2 separate regions of the Homo sapiens genome follow, and region 1 is linked to region 2. Evidence: read pairs that join two places in POLR2A ChIA-PET (ENCODE). Cell type or tissue: HepG2. All regions are shown on one strand. Each heading gives the region's core, and the rest is flanking DNA. Links, peaks and the distances in the headings are about the cores only.

What was found. ChIA-PET counts read pairs that join two places held together with the same protein. Peaks named below come from ENCODE experiments on the same cell type or tissue, not always from the same donor. Only the 100,000 strongest peaks of a DNase experiment are listed, where the experiment ranks them.
Region 1: POLR2A ChIA-PET joins it to region 2 with 8 read pairs; 5 of 35 experiments call an interaction of 5 or more read pairs at or near these places.

What each region holds. Positions count from the first base shown.
Region 1 is chr5:73,669,567-73,676,649 of GRCh38, forward strand. The region is part of intron 1 of ARHGEF28 (Rho guanine nucleotide exchange factor 28); the gene reads left to right. Among named protein-coding and RNA genes, the nearest start is that of ARHGEF28, 47 kb to the left of the region's middle. In HepG2, for the core only: no CTCF peak of the experiment used is centred there; DNase peaks (open chromatin) are centred at 3,685 and 4,765.
Region 2 is chr5:73,809,896-73,816,978 of GRCh38, forward strand. The region is part of intron 9 of ARHGEF28 (Rho guanine nucleotide exchange factor 28); the gene reads left to right. Among named protein-coding and RNA genes, the nearest start is that of ARHGEF28, 190 kb to the left of the region's middle. In HepG2, for the core only: no CTCF peak of the experiment used is centred there; a DNase peak (open chromatin) is centred at 3,456; H3K4me3 peaks cover 3,818 bases.

The sequences.
Region 1 (7,083 bases), core at 882-5,881, 140 kb before region 2:
AGTTCCCACAATGGAAACATTTTATAAAGCTATATTCAGACGTGTTGTAGTCTTAATATAACAACGAATATAGACATTGACACAATTTTATCCATCTCATTCAACTTTACTAAGTTTTACTTTATTTATTTATTTATTTATTTAGAGACAGAGTCTCACTCTGTCATCCAGGCTGGAGTGCAGTGGCACAGCTAGCTGCAACCTCTGCCTCCCAGATTCAAGCAATTCTGGTGACTCAGCCTCCCGAGTAGCTGGGATTACAAGCATGCACCACCACACCCAGCTAATTTTTGTATTTTTAGTAGAGACAGGGTTTTGCCATGTTGGCCAGGCTGGTCTTGAACTCCTGACTTCAAGTGGTCCACCCGCTTTGGCCTCCCACAGTGCTGGGATTACAGGTGTGAGCCACGGTGCTAGGCCAGTTTTACTTATATTTTAGTATGTGTGTTTTAAAATTTCAATAACATTTTGTCATTTGTGTAAGTTCATGTATCTACAACCACAGCCAAGATACTGAACAGTTCCAAAACCACAAGGATCCCTCCTGTTACCCTTTTATAGTCAGAGCCATCTCCCTTCCCCCAGTGTGGTGTCTAACCTTTGGCAACCACTAATCTGCCACTGTCTTCCGTATCTATAAATTTTTCGTTTAAAAATATTATATATATGGAATTATACAGACTGTAACCTTTAGGATTGGCTTTTATCGCTCAGCATAATTTCCTGAAGTTTCATCCATGTTCTCGTATGTATCAATAGTTTGCTCCCTTTTATTGATATGTAGTATACATTGCTCTGGTTTCTGTATTATCTATAATACTGAAGTTTAACCATTAACCTGTTGAAAGACATTTGGGCTGATTCTAATTTTTGGCTATTACAAATAAGACTGCTATGAACAATCATGTACAGGTTTTTGTGTGAACACATTTTATTTCTCCAAGGAGAAAATGCCCTTTTGCACAGTTGCTGGTGGCAGTTGCATGTTCGGTTTTAAGAAACTGCTAAACTGCTTTCCAGAGTGGCTTTATTGTTTTGCATCTCTACCAGCAAAAAAACCAGTTTTTCCATATCTGCTATAGCATTTGGTGATGGCACTTTTTTTGTGTGTTAGCCATTTTGAATGGTATGCATTGATATCTCATTGTGATTTTAATTTCCATTTCCCCAATGGCTAATGATGTTGAAAATATTCATTTGCCATCTGTATATCCTTTTTAGTGAAATGTCTGTTCATGTCTTTTGTCAATTTTCTAATTGCATTGCTTGAGAGTTCTTTATATATTTTGCATACTAGCCCTTTGATGGATATGTGGTTTGCAAATATTTTCTCCCACTCTGGAGCATGTCTTTTCATCCTCCTTACATGGGCTTTCACAGAGCGAAATTTTGATGTCTGGCATGGTTTAAAAGAAGCATTCTTAGCCTTTTTTTTTCAGGTCTAACGGGCCCTTGAGAATCCGATGAAAACTGTAGAATCTTGACAGAAAAATATACATGCACAGAATAATTTGCATCTAATTTCATGGAATTCATGGCCTCTATAAAGTTTGTTGATGGACCATATGTTATGAACTCATGGCTTAATTAATGTTGCATTAATTTCCAGCAATCCCACATAAGACTCTAGGGAGAGTTACCCTCCCTCATCAAAGTAAAAAGTGGGAAACCCTGTAGCTTACAAAAGTAAGAGCAAGTTTCTCAGCCAGGCTTTATCTAGGACCTGACCCAAGTGTTCCTTTCACAGTAATACATTCCTTTACTTCTCTGGGAGACATTGCCAGATTGCTACCTTAAACGTTGATAGATTGAAGAGCTACTCCACAAGAAGCAATCTTTTCATACTGAACTCAGACTTTTAGGTATCAGCAAATGAATGAACTTTTGGGCTTTTGTACCCGCCAGTTCAGTTTTAGCAGCATGACTCTTGTCTATGTGATTTATTACTTTTCTTGCTCTACCTTTATAAAAATGAGGGGAAAATAAATAGAAATGAGATATTGATGAAGAAGCAAGGATCTGATAAATTTGATATGATCACATGCAGTTGTGAGAAACAATACAGCGATACTTAGGTGTGCCCAAGCAGAGAATTGTCAGTATCAGCTGGGTTTTCATTGAACTTGATTATATATATATATATATATATATATATATATATATATATATATATTTTTTTTTTTTTTTTTTTTTTTTTTTTTTTTTTTGAGACGGAATCTCGCTCTGTCACCCAGGCTGGAGTGCAGTGGCGCGATCTCAGCTCACTGCAACCTCCGCCTCCCGGTTTCAAGCGATTCTCCTGCCTCAGCCTCCAGAGTAGCTGGGATTACAGGCGTCTGCCACCACACCTGGCTAATTTTTTGTATTTTTAGTAGAGATGGGGTTTCACTATGTTGGTCAGGCTGGTCTTGAACTCCTGACCTCAGGTGATCCACCCGCCTTGGCCTCCCAAAGAACTTGATAATATATTTCATTGTGAGGGGAGGGCAAAAGTAAAGCACATGTAGGAAAAGCTAGAATATATGTTGTTGAAAATTCTGGCTAAAAGGAAATGTGTAATTAAGAGTGTTATTGCTGGGTCTCTGGCAAAAGGACTCCTGGCCCCTATAAGTCTATTCATTTTTGTCACAAATGTAGTATGTGTGTTTTAAGGATGGATTATGTATAAACATAGGAGGCTGATGACGTTTGCTCTTTCTGGTTCATAAACCTATTGCTTCAACCCCTCAAACTCCTTTGTGTTTCCTAAAGATAGCATGTCCTTATCTGTCTTCATACTGAACTCCGACTTTCCATTTACAGAACTTCTTTATCTGTTTATGCTTGCCTGACATTACCATGTTCTGCCAGTCCAGTGGTCTTCCTCCTTGCATCCTCTAGCTTCTCATGGATGTAGATCATATTATCCCAACTAGATTCTGAGCTCATCAATGATACAGTCAGCATTCTATATATTTTAATATCCTTCCCTAGATGGCCTGCATAGTGCTTTGCACATAGTAAGTGACAGTACATTGGGTTTTGGACATGAAAGACATACTTTAGAAATTTATTGCTAATGAGGAAATTGATACCTTGGTAGGTCGTATCTTGCCCATGATGCTTGAGTGATGATTGAGCTTTGCGTTGACATGAACAATACATTAAACAGACTCATAGCATAAGTAAGATTGTAAAGGTGATGTCTGATAGATTGAGAACAAGCTTTTAAAGGGCTTAATCACTTTGTGTGCAAATATATCCTGCGAAATACAAGTGAGTGTGACAGGTTTGGCGGAACATTTTGTTAGCAGCTAGCTTGTGCTCCTCTTTGTACTTTATAAACGTTAGGCTGCACAATTTCAGACTGACTGGCTCTCCTTCCTCCCTATCCCCACAACCACCATTAGTTTGAATTAATGAGATCTTAGTGAACAGTTACTTTGTTGTTTCCTTTCTAATCTTCAGACATCTCCCCACTGAGTTTACCAAATAATTCAACCCTTTCACTTAAAGCAGCTTAGACCTGCATAACTCAGGTAGATAACTGTAGTCTGAAACAGGTCTATAGACACTGTTGTGTGTTCAATAATAGGTTTATTTCAAATACTGTCTCCCTACCCATTTCCATTGTGCTGGCATTGAAGGTTTTTACTTAGACTTGGCCTTATCTCCCAGCTGTTTACTGTTCTTTTCCAGTTAGTATAACAGTTGTGAAATGCAATTATAAGCCTACATTCCTAGGTTAGTATAAGGAACTGTGAGTCAGCATTTCCTTCCAAATGCAGAAAGTTTCAAACTAACATGGCAAATAGAATTACCTCAATAGTTGTTGCTCTGTCCTTTGAATTTTCAAACTGTAGGGGGACCATTCAGCTCTATAAAATCAAATAAAATTCTGTGGAGCTTTATGTCTTACATTTATTTGGTACAATGTATTTGGAATTCCTGATCCCTGGAGGTTTCTCTGGGCCATCAGGTTTAGGCTGAGCTGGGTAGGCCTATTTCAGACCCTCCTGGCCCCAATTACCAGTTACTGCTGAGTCATTTTGGTCAGTTTAATATTTAGAGATTCTGAGTGATTTCATTTGAAATAAATATTCAAAGTCTTAAAAAATCCTTTTATATACTTAACATGTAATAATAATAATAATAGTTAATAGTTGCAACTAGCATTTAGTGTTTCTGGTAGACACTAAGTTTTTTCTCTTTTTACCCTATCAAATCTCTTAATCGTCACAACAGTCTTTGGGATAGGTACTATGATTAATTCTACTTGACAGACGAGGAACTGGCCAAGGAAAGTAAAATAGTGAACCTAAAGTCATGCAATTAAGACATACTGTAGGCCGGGGCAGTGGTTCACACCTGTAATCCCAACACTGGGAGGCTGAGGTGGGAGGATTGCTTGAGCTCAGGAGTTCAAGACCAGCCTGGGCAACAGAGTGACACTCCATCTCTTTAAAAAAAAAAAAAAAAGGTGGGTGTGGTGGTATGCTCCTGCAGTTCCAGCTACTCAGAGGGCTGAGGTGGGAGGATCACTTGAACTGGGGAGGTCAAGGCTACAGTGAGCCTTGATTGTGCCACTGCTCTCCAGCCTGGGTGACAGAGTGAGACTCTGTTTCAAAACAAAAACAAAACCAAAAACAAAACATACCATAGCTGAGATTCAATGCAGCTTGTTCCCAAGCCTGTATTCCTAACTGTGAAGCTTTTGCTGTCTTTTAGCCAAGCAAATCACTGTCTTTCAGACCAGTTGTATGTTACAAAAGGACTTTGTGCTGAGGCTACAGAGAACATGGGATGGGATCAGACAGGCTGGATTTACATCTGCTAAGCCACTTCTAGCTGCTGGACCTCAGTCAAGTGCCACAACTTTGCTGAGCTTTTCTTTCCTCATATGTAAAGTGAGGACAGGAACATGCGAGGTCCCCTTATCTGAGGATAGCAGGTATGATATTGTGAAACATACACGGTATTTTGACTTCATTCTTTCTCCTGTTTCCTGGCATACAATGCCTAAACTCCTTAGAATCTCCCAAATGATGTATTTTTTATGCTAATGAGGTGACTGGTGGCTGGCAGCCCCTAGGTAGTTTCAGGATAGGCACTGGTCACAGGAAAGACTAAGGGAAGATTAGAGGATTGGGATTTTCAGCTCCACCCCCCAACCTCTGGGGAGAAGAGAGGGGCTGAAGACTAAACTGATCACAAATGGCCAATGATGCAATGAGTCATGCTTATGTAATGAAGCTTCCTTAAAAACCTAAAAGGACTGGGTTCTTGGAACTACTGGATGGCAGAACACGTGGAGGTTCCTGGAGGGTGGCACACCCAGGGGAGGGTAGGGAAGCTCCTTGCCCTTTTCCACATGCTTCACCCTATGCATTTCTTCATCTGTACCCTTCGTAATATCCTTTATAATAAACCAGTACATGTAAGTGTTTCCCTGAGTTCTGTGAGCCACACTAGGAAATTAGTCAAACCCAAGGAGAGGGTTGTGGGATCCCTGATTTATAGTCAGTTGGTCAGAGCACAGGTGAAACAACCTGAGACTTGCATTGGCATCAGAAATGTGGGACAGTCTTGTGGGACTGAGTCCTCAACCTGTGGGATCTGATGCTATCTCCAGGTAGTATGGGAATTGGAGGACACCCAGCTTGTGTCTGCTGCAGAATTGCTTGCTTGCTTCAACAAGCAAGGAAATTCCCCATCCCCCTGCTGAAGCATGTTGTGAGATTATAGTAGAAGAAACTGTTTTTTTTCTACTGAGTGGGTCACAGGGATGTCCCTTAATGTGAATCTCCTTAAAATGGAGACCAACATTTCATAGGAAGCAGTGGTGGAAAAAAGACTTGCCTGAGGTTCCATTGTGTGAAAATGAAAATAAAGTATGAAAATAAGCAGCCGGGTGTGGTGGCTCACGCCTGTAATCCCAGCACTTTGGGAGGCCCAGGCAGGCGGATCACAAGGTCAGGAGATTGAGACCAACCTGGCGAACACTGTGAAACTCTGTCTCTACTAAAAATACAAAAAAATTAGCTGGGCGTGGTGACGGGTGCCTGTGGTCCCAGCTACTTGGGAGGCTGAGGCAGGAGAATGGCATGAACCCAGGAGGTGGAGCTTGCAGTGAGCCAAGATCGCACCACTGCACTCCAGCCTGGGTGACAGAGCAAGACTCTGTCTCAAAAAAAAAAAAAAAAAAAAAAGAAAATAAGCATATTTATAAAGTTTATATTTCAATTCCTTGGCTAAAAAGGAACATAGGATCATGGTTAGTGGTACAGGCTGCATTTGAACACCATTTTCTAACTATGTAGTCTTATGCAATTTTCTAACTATGTAGTCTTATGCAAATTATATTTTTCAATTTTGTGGTAATTCTAGGAATGGATAGAACGTGAACCGTGTGTGTGTCTGTGTGTGTAGTATATGATTAATTAAGGAGGGGGGTGTGAAATTTTCTGATCAAATTGATTGACTCCGCACCATACAATCTACCAGTCACATTTGATTTTCTTTTCTTTTTTTTTTTTTTTTTTGAGACAGAGTTTTGCTCTTGTCACCCAGGCCAGAGTGCAATGGTGCGATCTCGGTTCACTGCAATCTCCTTCTCCTGGGTTCAAGTGATTCTCCTGCCTCAGCCTCCTGAGTAGCTGGGATTACAGGCCCCCACCACCACACCCAGCTAATGTTTTTTTTTTTTTTAGGCAGAGTTTTGCTCTTGTTGCCCAGGTTGGAGTGCAATGGTGTGATCTTGGCTCACTGCAACCTCTGCCTCCTGGGTTCAAGCAATTCTCCTGCCTCAGCCTCCCAAGTAGCTGGGATTACAGGCACCTGCCACCACACCCAGCTAATTTTTTGTATTATTTTAGTAGAGATGGGGCTTCGCCATGTTGGCCAGACTGGTCTCGAACTCCTGACCTCAGGTGATCCACCCGCCTCAGACTCCCAAAGTACTGGGATTACAGGCATGAACCAACATGCCAGGCCTCACATTTGATTTTCAAAGCATGATTGTGAGGGTCATTTTTATTAGAAATACCCAAAAACTTCTTCCATTTTCTCAAGGAGGGGGAAGGTGCTCTTATTTCTTTAATATGG
Region 2 (7,083 bases), core at 1,367-6,366:
CATTGAATTCTGCTGTCTGCAATTACAATCAGCCAGTAACAGTCACCTGTTGAATATGAATGAGATGTAAATAGCATCTTGAATTAATTTAAATGCAATTATATTGATAAACTACAGAAAAAAAACCCACTTCAATTACTATAGAAAACAAGGAGGATAAATGATCCACATTCAGAAGAAACGTGTTGGTGAGCAAGGAGGTAAGCTGGCCTAAAAATAAAAAGGGCTGTGCAAACACTATTTTTGACTTCACTTTCTAGTTGTATGTTAACTGTTCATGGCTAGTCAGTAGAAATCATTTTATTCTTTAGAAAACACTGATAAATGGTAAAGCAAATGAGTACATTGGAAAGTCTCTTCTTTTGATATCTGAGTTATTTTCACATATGTCAGTTGGGTGTCTCACATGTATTGGTTAGGTCGTTCAATACTGTTTCAGAATAATTTTGACATCAAGAATCACTTGATATGTAACTGGTCAACAAGGACTGCATTTGGAAGAATAAGATTAGGATGAATCTGTCTGGAATCTCAGCTAATAGAAATACTTTTTATGCAGTTTTTTTCATCTCTCTCTTTGTCTATATTGCCCTGAAGTTCTTCTGACCTGTCACTGGTAGTCACGGGAGGAACAGCCTATTCCAGTAACTTGCTGATGTGGGGTTTATCTACCTCCTAGTTGAGTGACTCTAAAACTTCAATAGGCATGAGAATTGCTTGGCATAGGGGTGGTGCTTGTTGTAAATTATTGCAGATTCCTGGGCCACCCTCAGAGAGATTGATTCAACACATCTGGGATGGGAATCTCATAATCTGCATTTAAAATGAACAGTTTTCCCTCAGGCCCCTTCCTCCATTCTGATGCCTCTGAGAAATTCTGCCCCCGATTCTGCTTTCTCTACATTTGTAGTCTTCTGAACGCTTTGTCACATTTCTGACCAACTTAATAAAACAAGTTAGGGAGCCCCTATAGATTGTATTACTTTTGTTCTGTTTGTAATTTAATAAGAAACATGTCTTTCTCTTTCCCATAGCATCAGTCAACTGTAAGAAGTATAGTATTCCTATACCTTTAGTTAAGGGGATGGTATAGTAGAGGTTTAGCATGTGTAGCAAGGAGCTACAAAACCCACTCCTACCAATTCAGGATGAGGACTTTAGTATTTCTAACCGCCTTGGAAATTTTGCATTTCAAAGGATTCTTTAATGGTAGCAAGTAGAGCTGAAGAAAAATAACAGTATCTCCTGATCCAACACTATTTTGGTTTGGTGATTGTCCACACTAGTGAAGGTCCCCTTTCCTTGGTCTACAGACAACTTAGAAGCAGCCAAAAGGCCATAGACCTATGCACACTCCCATCATTGTCTGCAGCCTCAGAACAATGGGTTTTCTCTACCCAGAAGTACTGTCCTTTTTACAACTGTTGTGCTAAATAAAATACAAATATATATTTTAAACACTTTATAATAGTTCTTGTAGATGTTTTTGTCAAAATATGTGTTTTTAATCAGTTGTCATGTAAAGGTTCTTCATCCACAGGGTAAAGGTCATTGACATGGCAGACCGACTATTGTAAATCATTCATTCTTTCAGCAATTGCCTACAGCGTCCTAGGCACCATTCTGTGCTCTAAAATCAAGAGTGAATGTAAATGCTCTTCCACAAGATTTGGTATATTTTCTAATTAAAGATCCATATGGACTAAAACTCTTTTACTGGATATAAGGGCTGAAAGTTACATATCCTTATAATTATACCCAGCTGGTTGAGAATAATACGTACTTATTCACCTAATTAAAAGCCACAGGCTTGGCATGGTGGCTCACGCCTGTAATCAGCACTTTGGGAGGCCAAGGTGGGTGGATCACGTGAGGTCAGGAGTTCGAGACCAGCCTGGCTGACGTAGAAATAACACATCTCTACTAAAAATACAAAAATTAGCCGGGTGTGGTGGTGCATGCCTGTAGACGCAACTACTCAGGAGGCTGAGGCAGGAGAATTGCTTGAACCCAGGAGGCAGAGGTTGCAATGAGCCGAGATCCTGCCACTGTACTCCAGCCTAGGCGACAGAGTGAGCCTGTCTCAAAAAAAAAAAAAAAAAAGCCACAAAATAGAAAATGTATCAGTATTTCTTTCCACTTAGTTGCAATGTTTGTAACTATACTCTAGTTGTATTTTGTTTTAGTTGTATGTTTATGTGACAAACTATATAAAAACACAGTAGTGATTTATGTAATTCTGATTTTGATTTAAATTTGAAATTAAGTGGTCTCTCCCCTTTCTCCTCTTCTCCCTGTATGCCTCACTCAACCCCTACCCAATCAGACAGGATTAGCTTCCATGGAGCAGGCTATGCAGCTATTTTCTTACACAGCGTGGCACAGTAGTACCGACAATTTAGGAAATAACTGAAGCAAAGAAATGAATGTTAATTAAGACACATACTGTCACCTTCTAAGTCTGCAGACTTAATGGATCCTCATATTGTATGTTTCCAATGTCGTTTAGTTTATTTGGACATCAGGTGACCTCACAAAACAAAACAAACATTTCTTGCTATTGTTTCTACTAAAAGAAATGCTTAAAAGAGACTGCCTGATAACATTTGGGATATCCTTTTTTTCCACTGCAGATCTCGGCTGTTGTGCTTGAGCTTATTTGGGGCATGGATATCTATGTGCCTATAGGAAGCGGAGAAGTGAGCCTGAGCAGTGCCACGATTTATGGGGAGGCAGTAATGAGCTTCTCCTGAATGCTAATTACTGGAGAATTGTTCAGGGAGACGGCAAGAACTGTTGGTTTGTGGTAAATTAGTCACCAGCTCTATTGAGGTGGACTGAAAGTTTAGATCGGAGCTATAAAGGCACCAAAATCCTGATGATTGACGGCCAGACTTGGTGACAGTACCAATATGGAAATACCCCAATTGTGCTAAACAGTGGTAGATAACTTTGTATAAATCTAATGAAATGAGTACAATCTATATAAAAGTTAAAACTTCCAACCACATTAGGATTAAAAGGGCGGTGAGACTGGATTGTTAAATGAATTATGAGAGCTGTTTTGGTTCTTAGATCCGAAAAGCTGCCCAAGCTGCCAATGGTATGAAAGAATAGTCTGCTCTGGAAAGAGCTCTTCCTGGAGTCTGCTGGCCTTCATTTGCCTGGGGATCAAGCTTTCTGGCTGTCCACACACATAAACCTCAACCTTTATCTAACACGGCACCGGGTAGCTCTTCTGAGAAGCAATATTCTCACTCCGAGCAAAACAAGCCTGCACTGGGAGGCTTTTCTTGAATCACAGGCAGCTCTCTTTCAATTCCCAGTTACCTTCCTCCTTCATTTCCATTTCCAGCAACCAGAAGAGGGGAGTTAATGATTCATTTGCTCCCAATGACCTTTTGAATAAGTGGACTGCAGTGTTTCAGCCACTCTTAGCTCCCCCACTTCTCCCTCCTTTACTTCCCTAGTTTGGCTTTAATATTTACAGCCTCCTTGTCGGTCTACACGCCTGAATGCCCGAAGGAAGCAAAACATTTATTGCCTTTCCCTCCCTGGTGTGCAGGAGCTATTTCATCCAATCTCATTCCTTCCCTTTACATCACATGGGGAGGCTTGCCTCCTGGCTGGGGACGCCCCGAGTTCTTCCTGAGTCTCTACTGTTTCATCTGTTGATTTCACCAAAACAAAAAGATGGATTCTGACTCCGACTCACCTTTTAACTACTCGTGGCCTTCCTTTCCCAAAATGAAGATTCGAAGAAGGACGTCCAAACAAGGTAGATTGCAGTATCTTTTCTTTCCTTCACGGGCAAAACCAGACATCCTATTCTTTCTTTTCCGTGTTTCTTTGCCAGACTGTTTTTCCAATGTAGCGCGTGTTTATACGTGCCTTTATAAAACACTCACTGTACAGATACATATAGGTTTCTGAGGCAAACCTACTAATTCTTCTTATGTTCCTTTCACTTTGAATCTACCTACCTTGGTGTTATTATGTATGTGCAATTCTCTTTAAAAAAAAAAAAAAAAAGAAGGGAGTTTAGTATAAGGTAAATGTTTTGGATTCACTTCTTCAGAATTACCTTGGAGTTACCTTGGCAATAAACAGTCCTGTTGATTTAAACATGTTCAGTCTTAGTGGGATTTGCAGAGAATACGCATGTGTTTCATACCCAGCTTCTGCATCTTTTGTTTTAGTTTTCAAGTGTATAGTAATTTAAAAAAATTTTTGTAATTAAGAAAATTTTTCTATTTTATACTATTTTATTGATTTTATAGATGTTATAAGGAAAGGAGTTGAAAAAAATACTTTCAACACAAAAGCCTGTGTATCTTCAGAGAATACAGTCACATTGTAAATAGTTTACTAAAAATAATGATCAAGTAAGTAAAATCCTTTACTGCTGAAGGAAGAAGAGCCATTTATCTGAGCGTGATTGATAATGGAATGGGTTTACATTACTTATTCTCTCTTACTTGCAATCCATTCTTGTTGTAGTGTGGGCCATGGAAACAAGGAGCAAGCTGGTGTTAGGGTGTAGAGGAAGTGCCCTGAGAAGCTGTTATCCCATCCTCGGCTGGGCTTAGCTGGCAGTGATTGTTGCCTTCTGAGGTTTAAAAAAATAAGATAGTGTGTAATCCTTCCCCGTTCTTGTCTTGTGCAGGGACGCGTGTGCTTATGTTTTCAATTCAAGGAGAAAAGGAACATTTTCATAAGCTTACAAGCAGAAAAGGTGTTTCTAAGCGGGTTGCCTCTGCAGTGCTGTCCTTCGGGAGCATACCTGTTCTAGGGAGCAGGATGGCTTACCCTGTCACCCTGTGCTTCTCCCAGAGGAGGATGGACGCTAGCAGTTGTCAGCAAACCAGCTTAGCTTCAAGCATCTTCTTTCTTCCTTCTGAAATACAATAGAAGTGTTTATTTGGCTTGTTTGCTCTTTAGCTTAGATCAAGGCCAACCCCAGGAATAAGATGCATTTACCGTCTAGGGCTAGTAGAAAGACTCAGCCTGAACACATTTTTCATGTTGCTCAGCTGCCATCCTTTAAATTCTATCATTGAAGACTTTAATAGCTTATATTCAATATACAATTTTAAGACATTAAAATTAATGTTTTAAAGATTAATTTTACTTTTTATCTAAGAAAATTGATTTTTCTATTTTATTGATTTTATAGATGTTATAAGGAACAGACTGAAAAAAATTTCAACACGAAAGCCTGTGTATCTTTGGTGGATACAGTCGTATATTAAAAGGCCATGATATATGTAACTTACTGTTAAATGATTCAGGGGGTATATATATATATATATATATGAGCACAAGCATGCGCTTATAAAAACAAGCTCGTACACAAATAGAAAATGCAGTCAAATGTTAACAATATGTAAATCTGGGTAAATAGTATATATTGCTATTTTTTTGTGCTGCTGTTATTCTTTCAGCTTTTTTAAAAAAAATAGTGGATATCCTTGAGCTTTTCTGTAAGTTTGAAATTATTCCTGAATAGTAAATAAAAAACCATGTAAATTGTTTTTGAGGGAGGAGATACACAAAGTCATTATTACTTTGGAGTGAATATTATCAGTTCTGGTATATTGAGAGCTTCTTGAGGATAGGTACCGTTCTGTAGAGTCTACCAAATCTCTGTGTCAATTCTAACCCAGTTAAATTTGGGTTGTAATCTGCTTTATTTAGTTTTGTATTTATGTGGCCCAGTGTTGTTGGGGCCTGGGCAGCCCAACACTGGAGAGACATGGGATTAATGATGAGGAGGCCAGTGGAGAACTTTGAGAATCCATTGGAGTTGTAGGGAATGCATTTATCATGCTCTCCTTTTAAATCCAAAGTTGAAGCATGGCCAGTACGAGCTGCAACAGAAAGTCATAGCATAGCTATGTATAAATTAAACATGACTCAAGTGAAAGCAGGTACCTGGGATATGGAGATGATTAACTATTTGCCACTGATAAAAGATGAGTGAAAATAAGGTTGGTAGCAGAGAGGTGGGGATTGTTAGACCATGTTTCACACTTGCGTTCTTTATTAAATCATGGTGATTTAGTTATGAAGAGCGGGTTTGGTCATGCTGTAATGCGAGCTGGACAGAGTCCCAGCATCACAGATCCTTAGAGCCTAAAGGGCCTTAGAGATGATCTGGTCCAATTCCCTCATTTGACAGATGAGGGGGTGTTATTCATATGTTCAACAAACATCTGGGGTGGGGGGTGCCAGGCACTGTTCTTGAGGGTATGGTGAAGTAATGACCCTCACAGATGCTGTCTCTGCTTACAGGGATCTTAACATGGGGACCCATCTCCCAGGACCCAGACATGCCCCCTCCATATAGTGGGAGAAATATAAGGGACTTGGTTTTTTATCCTGATGGCCAGTTTGTGAACTGTAGTCTCTTGTCGCTTACAGGATATCATAAGTATTTTTGTCAGTCTTTAAAACTGAGGTGGCTTGAATTTCTTAATCATTCTTCCCTTCCTTCTAATCACCACCAACATCATTCTCATATGTAGGTTCAAGTCACCTGAGAAATCATGAAAGTGGCTTTGAGAGCTTGGAATTACTGGCTTGTTGGCAAACCTCTCTTGAGTTAGGTCAGAAATAATGTCTGATATGCTCTCTTGCTCTTTCCTTGTCCTGAACACATATATGTTACTGGCTTGTGGAGGGAGTGATGTGAAAATTTAGAGCAAGGATTTGGTAACAAGAGGAAAATAACATTAGCAGAAACTCGCTAATACCATATTTCAATTCAAAAGTATATCTAGTACTTTCTTATCCTTATGCCTTCAGCGGGAAGGTAAGAGGATGTGACTTAGAAGCAGTGCCTTTGGAAATGACCCATGTCCAGAGCGGAGCATGATGAAAGCAGTTAAAACCAGGCTGCCCAAGATGTACTCCTAGGGTCTGCAAAAGTTGGCTTGTTCCTTGCATAGGCAGCCCCAGGACAGGCCATACTAGCGGCCCAGCAGTTAATGATTGGAGTGGGCCAGAATCCATTACTGTTCCACTTCAAGGGCTCCAGGAATGCCTGATTTTCTGTTTTTTTGTTTTGTTTTGTTTTTGTTT